Linked DNA regions of Homo sapiens: region 2 is linked to region 1. A link is a loop called in an ENCODE intact Hi-C map of the cell type or tissue named here. Cell type or tissue: Caco-2. All regions are shown on one strand. Links, peaks and the distances in the headings refer to the core of each region. The heading gives the core; the rest is flanking DNA.

Region 1 (8,499 bases), core at 187-2,686:
CTTGGCCTAGTGCTGGGTTTTGCTCCTTTCTGGCCTCCATATTGAATATGTGGTGGCTTTACCCTCAAGGGAGTAGGAACAGCCATGCAAGACAGGTTTTGTTTTTGTTTTTGTTTTTTAACTACTTTTTCTTTTCCCCCCTGAGACGGGGTCCTGCTCCGTCGCCCAGGCTGGAGTGCAGTGGCGCGATCTCAGCTCACTGCAACCTCCACCTCCCGGGTTCAAGCAATTCTCCTGCCTCAGCCTCTGGAGCAGCTGGGATTACAGGCGCCCGCCACCATGCCCAGCTAATTTTTTTATTTTTAGTAGAGACGAGGTTTCACCATGTTGGCCACGCTGTTCTCAAACTCCTGACCTCAGGTGATCCACCCGCCTCAGCCTCCCAAAGTGCTGGGTTTACAGGTGTGAGCCATGGTGCCCGGCAACTACCATTTTAAATTACTACAAAGTATTCTATATTCATTGCAAGAAATGTTTACTACAAATAAGTGGAAAAAATAAAACCTTCCATAATCACACAACTCAGCAATCAAAACATATTATAGGATAAAAACAGAATTATAGTACTTAGGAAACTTGCTTTTGTAAGTTAACAGTAAGTTATGCACATGTTGCCCATGTTGTGAAGTGTCCTTTTATAATGTCATTTTTAGTGGCTGAATATTATTTCATTGTGCAGATGTACCATAATTTATTTAACCAATTACAAATTGATAGACTTTTAGATTTATATCCAATTCTTCTTATTTTTAGCACTTGCATGATGAACATCTTTGTAGTAAAATGTTTACAATCTATAATTGCCCTAGAAGAAATTGCTGCCATAGAATTACTGCATCAAATATATAAATGTACTGATGCTATTTATATGTAAAGCTAAATTTCCCTGCAAAAAGTTTCACAAATTTATACTCTCACCTGCAGGAGATAAAGGTATGCATTTCCCAATTTCCCACAAAGAGTTTTTAAAAGAAAAGCAACTGAATATATTCTCAAAGCTCCTATGTAGAAACCAGTCTATTGATCACAGTTTATTTATCTGCTTGATTTCAATTCAACATTTATTGAGTACTTCTGTGCTGAGCAATATGGATAGAATCCACATGCTTAATGAGCCTAATAATGAATGTTCTACTCAACTTGGCCAAAATAGTCACATTGGCTGATATAGAAACACCTATACAAGTATTTTTAAATTATTTTAGGGTTAAGATTTCCATTTTGAAATCCTTCTTCTATAGATTATGATGTTTGTTTAGCCTCTAACTAAGAATTAATGACAAAGAGTTCACAACTGATCCAACACATGTCCAAACTGAGAGTCTTTAATCAGGGAAAGACCTTTATTGTATTAAATTTAAAATTTCTCTCTATAAATTCCACATATTGGTTCTGCTGTTACCTAGGGAAGAATCTATTTCCTCTTCAAATATGTTATCTGTTCTTCAAGACAAACAGCCCCAATTCCTTCCACATTCCTAATAAAACATTATTTCCAAAATCTTTCCACGATCTGGAATGCCTGTAATTATTTTGTGTTCCTTTTCCTACATCCTGGTGAATCTCTACTCATCCTTCATGGTTCAACGCAAATGTCACCTTTCTTGACACTTCACCCACTATATAATCTGTCCAGAATTAATTGCTTCCCTTTCTGTATTCCCACAGCATCATTTTGTACATATCTTTATTATAAGCCTTCACTACCCAATGTGGTAATTATTTGTTTGCATTACTGTCTTTATGACTCACCTGTGACCACTTTGAGGACAAAGTCTATGTCCAAAGCACCTGAAACCATACCTATTAGACATGGTACGTACTAAAAAATGTGTATTAAAATGAAACAGTAGGAGTTTATCATCTAGTACTAATCTGGTATCTAGTAACAAAAGTGAGACATGGATACAAATGACTACAAGTCATAAAACATAGAAGATGGTAAATATCATGAGATGATTACAATTAGGTTCTGTGTAAATGCAAAGATAAGGCATTTAAAAGATAAGAATGGTGGATATCCTTGAAAGCCAAACTGAGGACATTGTCTTCTCACCATAGACAATGTGAACACATTCTGAGCAGTGTGGGCAGAAAAGCTCAGAGGAAGGAGCAAGGGAAAAGTCCACTGACAAGCTATAAAGAGTATAAACCAGGATCAGTAATAGCATAGAAAGGATAAAAAAGGAAACCATTGGGAGAAAAGAGGCAATAGCATTTGGTCACAGATAACTTCTGGGTCAGGGAAGAAAGAGGAGGGAGGGAAATCCATCTGAGATATCCAGCTTGGGTAATTAGGATACTATTGCTACCCAAATGTAAATTAGTAACTCCAGAAGATGAAACTTGCAGATGTGGATTTATAGCCCATACACTGAGTTAGCTTTTTTTTTTAATTTGAAGGCTTTTAGAATTAGTATGTTATCTTCAACACACCACAATCCCCACTACTTTCTTTTGTCATGGACTCAGGCCATTTTACTTATTTATATTTCATACTTGGCCCCTGTAGGAATTTGATTTTATGATTCCTAGCAACAAAAATTAAAAAATCTATAATAGAATGAACTAGTTTAGGACAAACTGTGGTAGCTCAGTGGTTCCAAACATTTCTTTAGCATTACAATCCTTGATTAAATTAAATCTCCCTTAGAAGTCCCACGTATTTAAAAAAAAAAAAAAAAAGTTCTCCAGTTAGTAGAAGCACTAGAGCCCTCATTTTCACAACCATCAGTCCCAATCTCATTTGGCACTTAAGACATTCTCATGAACCTTAGGGACCTGGAAACCATAGTTTGAAAACCTCTGATATGAATGATAAATTGAGATTTATAGATATTGCTTTTGAGGTACCAACAGATCTACAGGTGAAAATGTTCAGCAAGCCACTGGGTAGAGACAACAGGAGACTGGGAGAGAGTTAAGGTCTGGATAAAGATTTGAGAACCATCTGGAAGAAGGTGATATTTGAAGCCATGGTAAATAAATGAGAAGAGTGAGAAAATAAGTGGGCAGGAAAATAAAAGAATACAGATAAGAATAGGCCTTTTGGGAATGCCTACATTTTTAAGGTGGGTGAGGAGGGAAAAATCAGCCCAGTAGACAGATGAATAATCTGACAAGTAGAAGGAGAATCTGAATAGTATAAAATATTAGAAATTAAGGTAGCAGTTTCAGGAAGAGAGGAGTGATAGAGAGTGTCAGATAAGCCGGGAAGGAAGATGGCATTGAGGAAAGGTAATCTGTTAGACCACTAACAGATGACTAAAACGATAGCACTACAAGAAGCAACTTCGGAATTATGGTGGAGACAACAGGCAGAGAGCAAATGGGATAAGGAGTGAACAGGCAGAGTGTTTACTCTCTTGAGACATTTGAAGGTCAAAGAAAAGATATAAATAGGTTGATAATGTGAAGACCTCACCAGGAATATGGAGAGGTTGCTAAGAAATATGTTAGGTGATAGTGGAAAACATTTTTATGGCAAGTGGATGCTTATATTTCTTTAGTTCAACCTGGCAGAAAAGTGAAGACATACCACAAGCTCCCCACAAGTGGTTTCTAAACTGTTGCAGGGGCAGTTGGCACTGAAGGGCTGGTGAAGTCTCCTCTAGGCTTGAGTGTCTGTGGCTGTGTATCGGGTACTGTCTTAAAGGAGATCTCCTCCCCAGTCAATCAATAAAGATTATATATCAATAGGGCAAGTGAGTTTGTTTTGCCTATGGGGAGACAGAGGAAAAGGAACCATCCCAAGATGATGACAGCATGTGGATCACCTTCAGGCTGGGAGGTATTCTTCTAGGATATACCAGATGTACCAATATCTGTTGTGACAATTTGGCTCTGCTCAATGTTGTAAGGTAATGGTCAGGGTTTCAATCCTGTGTAACAATACACATTTCTTTATTTGATCTGGAGTATATTACATCCAGGGCCAGTGGTCTTGTAAATGCTCACCACTGAATATGAATAAAATCAGTAGAAAGTGAGAATGTGTCTGAACAAATTATCCTATCATGAAAAGTAATTCAAAGTGATGCCGTAGTGGTGTGAGTCAGAAGAGACTCTTTCCTCTGTGAAGGACAATGCTTCTTATTGAAGCTAAGCCCAAAGAGAAATAAATTGGACTATAACACACAGATTTCAGAATCTTGAAAACATAATCACAGAGAATATAATGCTAAGAGTTTGATGATAAGAATTATAGCCACTAACATTTATGAATCCTTTATTATACTCCAGGCTCTTTACATACCTTGTCTCATTTAGTCCAAATAGAAATTACGTAAAGTAGAAATTTCCAATTTTACTTTTCATTTGAGGAAAGAAAGATTCACAAGGGCTAGGTAACTATCTAAGGTCACAGGGTCAATAAGTGACAGAGCAGGATTATAACTCACATATCTCTTATTTATATATTAGTGGTTCCCCAGCATTCTACACTGCCTGACAGTGATGTTAGTATAACCCTGTACTCCACATCTGCAGATTGACTGAGAGAACCCCATTTACTCTTTGAAGGTCAACTTTTCACCAATAGACCATGTGCTTTTGGCAGCTTTTGGCCTCGGCAGGACTGTTTGCATCACTGGGCTCAGACCACACTTCATGTGCCCCAGAAAGGTAGACTGTGTAATGGAAATAAAATATAAAACTGTTTCAGTCTTGGAGCGGCACCAGACAAGAAAGCACGCAAATATAGTTGGCAATCCCTGACACCTGAGGAGGCTCCAGATCAGCAGGGCGACCTCGCCCAAATAATGACACTTGAAAGCCAAGACTATTCAAGTAAGAATTAGATATGTATGGAGATTTTCCAAAGGAGAGGCGGTAAAACTGTTTCTTCACACAAGCTATTCTTCCCTACCAAAGGTCTGGGAGGGAAGGAAAGATAAGGGTCCTAGCCAGCCTTCTGCTGGGAAGTGTCAGCCATGCCTAGGAGCCCATCATTCATCATCATGTGGCACAGATGATTACTATGAACAGCTCAGGTGTTCATAATAATGGACTGGATTCAGTTTTCTATTTATCAAATCCTATCTGTATGGTGGATAAAACTTCAGTCTTGCTGTCAAGGCTTACAAATCAGTTTCTCCTATACTAATGTAAATCCCAAGGTTTGGCTCCTCTTGCCAAAATGGATCCCATACATACAATACATACTTGAGGGAAAACAAAAATACCATATCTCTCTTATTCCTGAAAGAGTTTCAGGACATTAAAAATTATCTAGTGCCCAAGGGAGAGAATACAGTCATGGGTTCTTAGTTTCTGTTTCTGGTCGGGCCAGTAAAGCCCCTTCCTCATCCCTCTTTTCCACTTAACACTAGAGACAGACACTAAAAACCATGGCTTCAGGCTGCTAAAAGCCTAAAACAAAACAAAACAAAACAGAAAAACAACAACAACAACAATAAGGAAGGTTGTACAAACTTAATATAGTCTTTCCCTCTGGGCCTTAAAAAAGAAAAGTGTGGCTTGTTGTTCCTCACTATGCTGAGGGCACTCTGGTTGAGATTGGGTGCCATGAGGTGTAAAGTGATTGTCGAAATTCAGATCAACAATGAAAACAGTTCTCTGATTTAGAGAAAGCTACTGGATTCCCACAAAACCTGGCCAAGTGTGGGCAACAGGGAAAGACGGAGCAGGTGAGAAATGAACCAGATCAGTGGTATCATAATAGTTGTGACTACATTTCCTCATCAGTAAAATAAAGCACCTTGGGAGGCCGAGGCAGGCGGATCATGAGGTCAGAAGATCGAGACTATCCTGGCTAACACAGCAAAACCTCGTCTCTACTAAAAATACGAAACAAAAATTAGCTGGGCATGGTGGCACGTGCCTGTAGTCCCAGCTGCTCGAGAGGCTGAGGCAGGAGAATCACTTGAACCCAGGAGGTGGAGGTTGCAGTGAGCCAAGATGATGCCACTGCACTCCAGCCTGGGCAACAGTCTCCGTCTAAAAAAAAAAAAAAAAAAAAAAACCAGTGGCAGTGATATCATTCAGAACCACCACCCCGTGTGTCAATAACTAGCCCATAAAAAGTCTATGCCCTTCAAATATCACTACCTCTTCAGAATAACCAGGAACTTTTACTGCTTAACTAAAGCAACATGGGGTTCTACCAACCTACTACTTTCTTATTGCTACAGTAGACTACATAATCTTTGATTGTCAAAAATAAATAACCAGAAGTCCATACTGATATAAATATTAATAAATGACTGAATAAATAAATGGGGGAAAGAGACAAATCTCTCGTGCAGAAAAATTCCAAATTATTTATATAGATAAACTGCTCTCAAAGAGATGGAGTATAACTGCTCACTCCTTAAGCGTGGGTTGTGCAGTGAATTCCTTCCAAAGAGTATAGTATGAAAGGGGAGAAAAAACAAAAACTTCACAGTGGAGAAGCCTTACATATATACTACTACAGCCAGGTGATCAAAGTTAACAACAGCAATAAATTATATTGACAGTATGTACCCTTCATATGATGTGATGAAAATGGCACTTTAGGATGGGTGCAGTGGCTCATACCTGTAATCCCAGCACTTTGGGAGGCCAAGGCAGGTGGATCACTTGAGGTCAGGAGTTCAAGACCAGCGTGACCAACATGGTGAAACCCCATCTCTACTAAAAATACAAAAATTAGCCAGGCATGGTGGCGGGCACCTGTATTCCCAGTTACTTGGGAGGCTGAGGCAGAATCACTTGAACCCAGGAGGCAGAGGTTGCAGTGAGCCAAGATCACGCCACTGCACTCCAGCCTGGAAGACAAGAGCGAGACTCCATCTCAAAAAGAAAAAAAAAAAGGCACTTTAATTCTGTGGTCTTCCTCCTAAAAACCCATAACAGACTAGTTATGAGAAAAACATCAGACAAATCCCAGTAGAAGTATGTCCTTCAACATGCCGAACCAATACTCCTCAAAACTGTCAAGGTCATAAAAAACAAAGAAAGTCCATGCTATGGTCTAAATATTTGCATCTCCCCAAAATTCATATGTTGAGATTCTAAACCTCAAGGTGATGGTGTGGGAGATTATTAGGTCATGAGGGTGGGGCCCTCCTGAAGATAATTAGTGCCCTTATAAAGGAGGCTTGAGAGAGACCCTTCATCACCTACACCATGTAATAGGAAGAAGGTTCTGTCTACGAGGAAGGGGGCTTTCACTGGACACAAATCTGTCAGGATCTTAGTCTTGGACTTCCTAGCCTTCAGAACTACAAAAAGCAAATTTCTATTGTTTATGTGTCACCTATGCTATTTTGTTATAGTAGCCTGAACAGACAGTCTGAGAAGTTGTCACAGCCAAGAGGAGCCTAAGGAGACATGATAACCAAAGGTAATGTGGCATCTTGGATAAAATTCTGGAACAGAAAAAGGATATTAGGTAAAAACTAAGAAAATCAGAATAAAATATAGACATCAGTTAATAATAACTAGTAATAGTATTCATAATAATTAGTTGACAGTATATCATTATTTGTACATTAATTACAATAAATATATAATATTAATATAAAATATTAACAATAGGGGAACTGAATGAGAGGTATATAGGGACTCTTTATATCATCATCACAATTTTTCTTTACATCTAAAACCATTCTAAAAAATAAAATCTATTTTAAAAATGAATGAATGTGTAAACAAATAATAAAAAGACCATTTTTTTAAGATCCAACAGTAGAGAGTTGTAATGAAGAAAAGATCAATTATGTATCCCATTACTGGTTCTGTGTTAAGGCTGCCTCACCTTCCCAGGCCTCTGTTTCCATGTCTGTAAAAGGCAGTGTGGTGTAATGGTTAAGCAGCATAGGCTTTGAGCCAGAAAGTCCTGAGTTTGCATTCCAGCTCTGATTTCTATGAGCTCTATGATCTCAAACCTTGGTTTCATTATCTAATAATGCCTACCCCATAGAGTTAACATGAAGACTAAATGAGATGGTGTGCTTGGAAGCATTTAGGTAAGTAGAAAGCATATAAAAGTGTCAGGGACAAGTCATTGGAGGAAGCTGGAGCCTCAGCAGGAATAAAGCCCTGTGATCACTTGTATAAATGGACAAAGCTGTGTCAGACATTGTTAGCAGGATGATTTGTCCTCAAAGTCAAGTAGCAAGGAAGGCGAGGACAGTAGACGAGGCTCCTCTCTTGTCTCCTTTTGGGCACCAGGTCTGATAACCTTCCCTCCTAAGAAGGACTAGGAGCTAAGAAAATGAAGCAGAGCTGCTTGTCTGGACCTCTAGTTGAAGAGGAACAGGCTGGCAGCACCGTCTTGGAAAATCCATAAAGAAATCGACTGACAGTTTTATTTATTTCAGCTGCTTAATGGAGCACATTTTTGCCAGTGGATATTGAAATCTTCGTTCCTTTCAGAGGAATGATTGCTGCACCTTCCTCTTTAGGACCACTCACCTCATGTTCAAAATACAGCTTTGGAGGAGAATGAAATGTTTTTCAAGAGCACGTAGGGGTTGCAGCTTTTGCAGTAAG
Region 2 (8,499 bases), core at 3,305-5,804, 66 kb after region 1:
AATGCATATATTGGTCTCCTTGATATAGCCCATAGGTCCTACAGACTTTTTCACTCTTAGTCATTCTTTTATCTTTTTGTTCCTCTGACTGGGTAATTTCAAATGACTGTCCTCAAGCTCACTGATTATTTCTTTTGCTTAATCAAGTCTGCTATTGAAGTTCTCTATGGATTTTTTCTGATCAGCCATTCTGTTTTTCAGTTCCAGAATTTCTGTTTGGTTCTTTTTTATAGTTTCTCTTTGTTGAACTTCATATATTATTTTCCTGATTCCATTTAATTGTCTATATGTATTCTGTTGTACCTCACTGAGCTTCTTTAAGATGATCATTCTAAATTATTTGTTAGGTAGTTCATAGATCTCCATTTCTTTGGGTTGGTTATTGGACTTTATTTTTTTTTTCCCTTGGTGGTGGCATGTTTCCCTGATGATTCATAATCCTTGTGACCTTGTGTTGGTGTCCGTGCACTTGAAGAAACAGACACCTTGTTCAATCGTTACAGGCCGGGTTAAGCAGGGAAAGCCCTTCACCAGTCTGCCCACCCTGAGATTCTGGGTGGGCTGCTGGCACAGTCAACAGGTGAGCTTGTTACTGAGGACTTTGGGCATTCTGGCCTGGTGTCTGGTTTCATAGGGGTAGGTCTACAGCCTGAATTCATTGAGGTGGCTCTGGAGCTTGGGTCCACATGGACAGGACTTGCGCCTTATTTACCTCCAAAAGAAGGAGTATAAGCCTATCCACATAGAAGTTCTTAAATTAGCTGCATTATATTTTTCAGTATGGTGGAAATTGATGAGTAAATAATCCTTTCTCCAAAAGAGTCCTCCAGTTTTGCTTTTTTATTTCAAAGATACTATTACATTTCAAACACCGATAGCATCCAAAGTGTATAGATTATGATTCCAATTCCTACTCACAAAAGGAATGGGACAATAAGGGTATGGAGGTAGAGGGAAAATAGAAAAAAGGAATTGCTCTAACACTGAATAAAATAGATTTTAAGGGATTCCCCCCAAGAATTTCTTAGAACATAGGATATAGAACTGACTGGGTAACATGAGTAGAAATATTTCTTCTCCTGTTGGCCTAACAAAGCAAGGCAGACTGGGATTTTCCAACAGGAACATTTATTTAAAAAGTAAAAGACAAAATAAAATACAAGAGGATAAAGATAGATGGATTTACAGCACACAGACTTGTCAATGTAGTATATCCTATGTTTTCCCGTATGTATCAATCTAAGAATGAAAATGACATCTCCATTAAATAATTTGGGCACCACACCTATGGAGAGGCACTTAAATATGCATCTCAGATCTTGATCTTTCAGCAATCCTACATGGTAAAATAGGGACTATTAACCTCAATCTCTAGTTACTCAGAGAATTTTAGGTCGTTTTCCAAAGGGCCTACAAAAAATGGTTAGGCTAGATCTGGAAGCAGAACTCTTATGAATTCTCACCTTTCTGGTCATCAATTGTGAAAGAATTCTCTAGATCTTAAGTTTCTTACGTACCATGAAAATTTATACCCATATGGTGAGCACGGAGCCTAGAGGAGAGATTGAGCAACCTTTAGGAAAAGTGTTTGAAGAGGTCAAAAGTTATATAAAAGTGCAAGATATGTACACTAGAGGGTACCAACTTTCCTAGGAAAACATAAATTGTGAAAGGGTAGTTTTCACATTATTGGGTATAAAGTGTTTAAATAAAAACTCTGATCTAAGGAAGCATGGCAGAACATAGTGGCATTGCTCAGAAATCACTATGGTTTCCACATCTTCAAAGCAAGGAGGATTTCATTTTCAGCTCACTCTCTGAGCTAAAATCTCTCTGAAACATATCTTCTTTCCTGTGACTAAAACATGACCTAGGATAAGGAAGAATAAGCAGCCTATGAAAAGAGGGCACAGAATCTATAAATTACCTTGGGCAGTATGGCCATTTTCACAATATTGATTCTTCCTATCCATGAGCATCTACTTTAAAGTTCATATGGAACCAAAAAAGAGACCGCATTGCCAAGTCAATCCTAAGCCAAAAGAACAAAGCTGGAGGCATCACGCTACCTGACCTGAAACTATACTACAAGGCTACAGTAACCCAAACAGCATGGTACTGGTACCAAAACAGAGATATAGACCAATGGAACAGAACAGAGCCCTCAGAAATAATACCACACATCTACAACTATCTGATCTTTGACAAACCTGACAAAAACAAGAAATGGGGAAAGGATTCCCTATTTAACAAATGGTGCTGGGAAAACAGGCTAGCCATATGTAGAAAGCTGAAACTGGATCCCTTCTTTACACCTTATACAAAAATTAATTCAAGATGGATTAAAGACTTAAATGTTAGACCTAAAACCATAAAAACACTAGAAGAAAACCTAGGCAATACCATTCAGGACATAGGCATGGGCAACGACTTCATTTCTAAAACACCAAAAGCAATGGCAACAAAAGCCAAAATTGACAAATGGGATCCAATTAAACTGAAGAGCTTCTGCACAGCAAAAGAAACTACCATCAGAGTGAACAGGCAACCTACAGAATGGGAGAAAATTTTTGCAATCTACTTATCTGACAAAGGGCTAATATCCAGAATCTACAAAGAACTCAAACAAATTTACAGGAAAAAAACAAACAACCCCATTAAAAAGTGGGCGAAGGATATGAACAGACACTTCTCAAAAGAAGACATTTATGCAGCCAACAGACACATGAAAAAATGCTCATCATCACTGGCCATCAGAGAAATGCAAATCAAAACCACAATGAGATATCATCTCATACCAGTTAGAATGGCAATCATTAAAAAGTCAGGAAACAACAGGTGCTGGAGAGGATGTGGAGAAATAGGAACACTTTTACACTGTTAGTGGGACTGTAAACTAGTTCAACCATTGTGGAAGTCAGTGTGGCGATTCCTCAGGGATCTAGAACTAGAAATACCATTTGACCCAGCCATCTCATTACTGGGTATATACCCAATGGAATATAAATCATGCTGCTATAAAGACATATGCACACATAAGTTTATTGCAGCACTATTCACAATAGCAAAGACTTGGAACCAACCCAAATGTCCAACAATGATAGACTGGATTAAGAAAATGTGGCACATACACACCATGGAATACTATGCAGCCATGAAAAAGGATGAGTTCATGTCCTTTGTAGGGACATGGATGAAGCTGGAAACCATCATTCTCAGCAAACTATTGCAAGGACAAAAAACCAAACACTGCATGTTCTCACTCATAGGTGGGAATTGAACAATGAGAACACTTGGACACAGAAAAGGGAACATCACACACTGGGGCCTGTTGTGGGGTAGGGGAAGTGGGGAGGGATAGCATTACGAGATATACCTAATGCAAATGACGAGTTAATGGGTGCAGCACACCAACATGGCACATGTATACATATGTAACAAACCTGCACATTGTGCACATGTACCCTAGAACTTAAAGTATAATAAAATATATATATATATATATATATATATATATATATATATATATATAAAAGAAAAGAGAGCACAGAACCCTCACATTATATATCAGAGCTGCAGGACCCAGATTCTCAGAGAAGCCATTTTCATGGTTATAAGTAACCTGAAGACCCATTCTGCAGACTACATTGAAAAAAAAGTAAAGCAACACTTAGTGAAGATGCCACTAAAGATGGCATTTTCAACCCATTATTTCCCTTTGTCATCACAAATAATTTAATACAGTGAGTGTGGACATTCAACTCAGCCATTGTAAAGCAATTTTCGGAAAGATCTTTGTCCACATCTGACAAGGGGTGTGAAAGTGGGTCAATGCCCCTTTTGAAGTAGGAATATCAGCAACAATAATCCAAACAAAGAAACCCCTAATGGATGTAAAATCAGCACAGAGGGTCTGGCAGCCTACCAGGAAATTGTCCTCCCAAAGCAAAATTTTGAGACTACTGAATTGCATTTCTTAAGGATGGCAGTTTCTCTTTATACTCTAGTTTCAAGAATAAAACTTTTTGCAAGATTGGATTACTTGGGATCGAATAATCTGATAACATTTCAGACTGTTTAATGTAAAATTAGGCTCTACATCATATGTACAAAGCTCAGTGCATTAATTATAAGAATAGTGTGTGTCTCTGGCCCTGACATAGGAACTCATGGAAAGAGAGGGCAGGATGAGAGGGAGAATAATAACTCACATACTCTCTCACACACGCAAACACACAACCAGAGAGCTGCTAGAGTAGTCCTGGACTGAGGTCAAAATGTATGGGGTGTCCAGTAGGGAAAGCAGAGACACTAACACAACCCTGAGTCATAGAACTGATCAAACAAAAGGATCAAGAATACAAAGTTCATCTTAGTCCAAACAAATCAAGCCCTGGGAAGCTACTCTGGAGGCTACAGGACAAGCCCATCCTAGAGGAAGCTTTGAGAAAAGGAAATTAACCAATATGTGGTATTGGCTTACTATGTTTTACCCATTGTGCTGGGCAGTACCACATACTGGAGAAATTTACCACTAAGCCCTCCACAACCCCCTTTGTCAGCTGTCTTTCTACTGCCTTCTAAGCATCCCCCAACCACCAACAGTTGGGGCCCCCAGGCAGTTTCCTGATGGATTCCACTTGCTCTCCCCAGAAAAGTTTACCCAGGAAGCTTTCCTGATCTTTTCCTCCTTCCCTCCTCCAATGTCCTTTCCCTCAAGGTCTTGCTAGGTGACAGCTAATCTCAGCAAGAATCTGATGGATTTTAATGTATTATTGAGTTTCCCTTCCCAGACTACCCTTGAAAACACCTTGACCTGCCAGGAGGTTTCAGGGCCTTTACTTCTAAGAGAATTTTTGTCCTAATAATAAATCAAGAATTAGAAGAATGTAGCTGCTCAAATAAATCTAAATCACCTAGGATTAAAACCTGGGAGGCCCTGAGGTGTTTTTGGTTGTTTGCTAATTTCAACTTTTATTTTAGATATAAGAGGTCGACGTGCAGCCTTGTTATATGGGAATACTGCATGATGCTAAAGATTAGAGTACAGATTCCATCACCCAAGCACCCAAGTGGTGAGCATAGTGCGCAATAGGTAGTTTTTCAACCCATCCTACCCTTCCTCCTCTGACTAGTAGTCCACAGTGTTTATTTTTCCCATGTTTATGTCCCTGTGTGCTGAATGTTTAGTTCCCACCTTTAAGTAAGAATATGTGATATTAAGTTATCTGTTCCTACATTAATTTCCTTAGGATTATGGCCTGCAACTGCATCTGTGTTGTTGCAAAGGTTTTTTTTTTTTCAACATGATTTTAAAAAAAGGGGAGGCCATTAGAAATATTAGCCTCACTTAACACTGGATTCCCAATCTACCTTGGGAACCCTCTGCCCTCCTCTCCTCTCCAGCCTTTGGCTCGTTCTCTTCATGTTCCAGTCTCCTCAGTAGTGATTTTGTTTTTGTTTTGCTTTTATCTTTGTGTTCGCAAAAACAAAACAAACACCACCACAAAAGTTCATAGGAATATGTTTGTTTTACAAAGTTTACCTTCTTGCAAACATGAGAGGGCAAAAGAGTCAATCAAACATAAAGATATCAGTTAGGAATCTGTCCTTGTGCAGGTAGAAGTGTAGTTTAGAATTTTAATCACTGATACAAGCAGGATTTGCCTAGCCTTCTTAAGATAATACTCTATAGTATACCAAGCTTGTTGAGGATTAAATTAGAAGGTAGCTAGTTATCTACTGAGATTTTCCTTTATGTAAAAGATGTGAGATGCCTTTTAGGAAATGCCAAGATATACAGGTGCTTCTTTGAGGCAAAGACTGACTTTTTTAGAGTGAGAATGTTTTTGAAAATCTATTCCAACAAAATAATAGTTAAGATCCTGAAATCATTGGCTATAAAATGTTATATTCACACAGCCCCAAGGATACCAGTTCTAAAGAGGAGTTAACCTAGAAAGTAACAAGAAGAAGCAAGCTTGCAATTTGCCTTCCAGAGGAAGGTGAGAAAGTAAAGTGATGAAGCCAAGACTAAGAGCTGTCCCAGATCAATCACTTGCTCAACTTTCTGGCCCACATAATCCCCTGAGATTGCAGGAGAGGAAATGAAGAGCCCTAAGAATCAGGAAGCATGATCAAAAGCAAAAAAAAGATCTGTGTAGGGATGAAGAAATAGGACAAATGTTATTTTATTTTTACTCCCTTCTAGAAGGAGTGACCCAATCTGGGAGATGTGGTTTTTCTGATCTGAAATTATGCAATATCCCACTATCAGATTTATCATCCTCAAGAAAAATTCTGATCATGTCACACATAAAGCAAGGAGGCGTCCACTAGATTCCAGGCTATATAACTCATGTCCTTCTAATTACATTTGGAACAATCCATCTTCCCCAAATTCTATCACATTTCATATTCACTGGGGAATGACATGAAAAAAAACCAGCGGAATTAAGGAAATGTGGATAATATTTGTGAGACTAAATATCCCAGGCACTAATTCAAGAATTCTCACTGGCTATTTACCAAATCTTTCGCCCTACTAAGTTTCACCTGAAATTCTATATCTAAGAAAAATGGAATCCTGCTATACTCCAGAAACACTAATTCCTAAGGTATCTTGTCTGATTTTGGGATTCTCAACCTTTTGAAACTCAGTGCTCCCCTTGTAAAGGAAATACTCTCTAGAGCCCCCTTAACTCCCCAGACATAAAATTCAAAGATAATCTAGCTACATACATAATTCAAAGGTAAATTTAAAAAGAAGTAATATATAACAAAATAATACGTTTTTAATATTTAAAAGTCACTTGAGACATGGTACAAATCCTTGCTGTGAGAACTCTTCCACACAGTGAAGACTATCTGATGTCCCGGCTGAGAGCTCTACAACGCCAATGACCCTTCTCTTCTATCATTGTGACAAACAAATCCTCCTCAGTGAATTTCCAAAAAGCCCCTACCAGCCCCATGGAGAACTACTTAGCCAGCTGAGTTGCACAGAACCATCAGTAACAACAGCATACACTTGGAGGTCAACTCTTTCATCCTTGGACAGAAGCCCATTCTGCAAGGAAAGGCACTCAACATCATCCAACAGCTAGATTGTTTTCTCTCTTTTTTTTTTTTTTTTTTTAAGACGGAGTCTCGCTCTGTCGCCTAGGCTGGAGTGTAGTGGCGCGATCTCAGCTCACTGCAAGCTCTGCCTCCTGGGTTCATGCCATTCTCCTGCCTCAGCCTCCCGAGTAGCTGGGACTACAGGTGCCCGCCACAGCATCCAGCTAATTTTTTGTATTTTTAGTAGAGAGGGGGTTTCGCCGTGTTAGCCAGGATGGTCTCGATGTCCTGAGCTCGTGATCTGCCCGCCTCGGCCTCCCAAAGTGCTGGTATTACAGGCGTGAGCCACTGCGCCCAGACTTCTCTAACTTTTAAACTGGTTGTGTCCCTTAGTTATCTCTGAATACAAGTTTTAAAAGTAGTGTCAATAGTAAATGAAAATTTCAGGATGAAAAGTATAACTTCGTCCAGTAAAAACTGTTGAATTGATGACACCAAACATCTTTATATTTTCAAATACAGACCTTTCGTCATATATCTACATAATGGACAGCCACTTAACATGCAGATAATTGAATGATTTTTCATCTAGATTTTTTTCAAGTTTGCTAGAGTAGAGTGGAAGTGTATGTCTGATGCTGGTCAGTATACAGCTGATCCTAGAATAGAGGGCCCTCCTACCAATGGAAAAGGATTGCTTCTGTAGGAAGAATTTTGAATTTTCATAACATTTTCTGAACACCTATTCCCCACACAATCTTCCATTCTTTAGAGATATGTTACATTTCCAAATGGCATTTATTCATGTATTCTTTTATTCGTTCTTCAAAACATTACAGGATGCTCCTTATAAATCATTCACTGTTTGAGTCACACAAAAATTAATAAAAGGGCCTCTGCCCTCAGGAGGCTTACACTCTTAGAGGTCAGATGTGAAAAATAATCACAACACATACAATGCTTCAATAATACACTTATATGCTAAGTTCAGTATTAACAAGAGGTAGCCTAGGATAAAGGTTTTGGAGTCAGGTTGCCAGGGTCAAATCCGTCTTTCTATTTATTTACTTTGTGACCTTAGGCAAGTTACTTAACCTTTCTGTACCTCATTTTCCTTGGCTATAAAATGGGAATAATAGTACTGCCAATAACTGTATCTACTTCATAGGGCAATTTTGAGAATTAAAAAATCCAATATATGGAACTTATTTAGACTGCACTCATTAAGTGCCTACTGTTGTTTACGTTGTTATAATAGATGCAGAAAGAAAGGATTTTATTTTAACACACTGAGTAGCAAAGGCTTTTCTGGAAGTTTGGCTCCAGTTTTCCAAAATAATGTTATCTTCTCCTCAACTCCTTTGCCAGTTACCAAGTTTTCTTGGCAAGACCAAAAGTCCATTTAAAGATGGGGAAACAATATTAGCCTCTAACAAAAAA

What was found. Peaks named below come from ENCODE experiments on the same cell type or tissue, not always from the same donor. Only the 100,000 strongest peaks of a DNase experiment are listed, where the experiment ranks them.
Region 2: it touches region 1 in a loop (7-fold over the local background); 1 of 110 quality-filtered maps calls a loop at or near these places.

Annotation. Positions count from the first base shown.
Region 1 is chr11:107,130,044-107,138,542 of GRCh38, forward strand. No RefSeq gene overlaps it. Among named protein-coding and RNA genes, the nearest start is that of GUCY1A2, 120 kb to the left of the region's middle. In Caco-2, for the core only: no CTCF peak of the experiment used is centred there; no DNase peak of the experiment used is centred there.
Region 2 is chr11:107,192,616-107,201,114 of GRCh38, forward strand. No RefSeq gene overlaps it. Among named protein-coding and RNA genes, the nearest start is that of GUCY1A2, 180 kb to the left of the region's middle. In Caco-2, for the core only: no CTCF peak of the experiment used is centred there; a DNase peak (open chromatin) is centred at 4,316.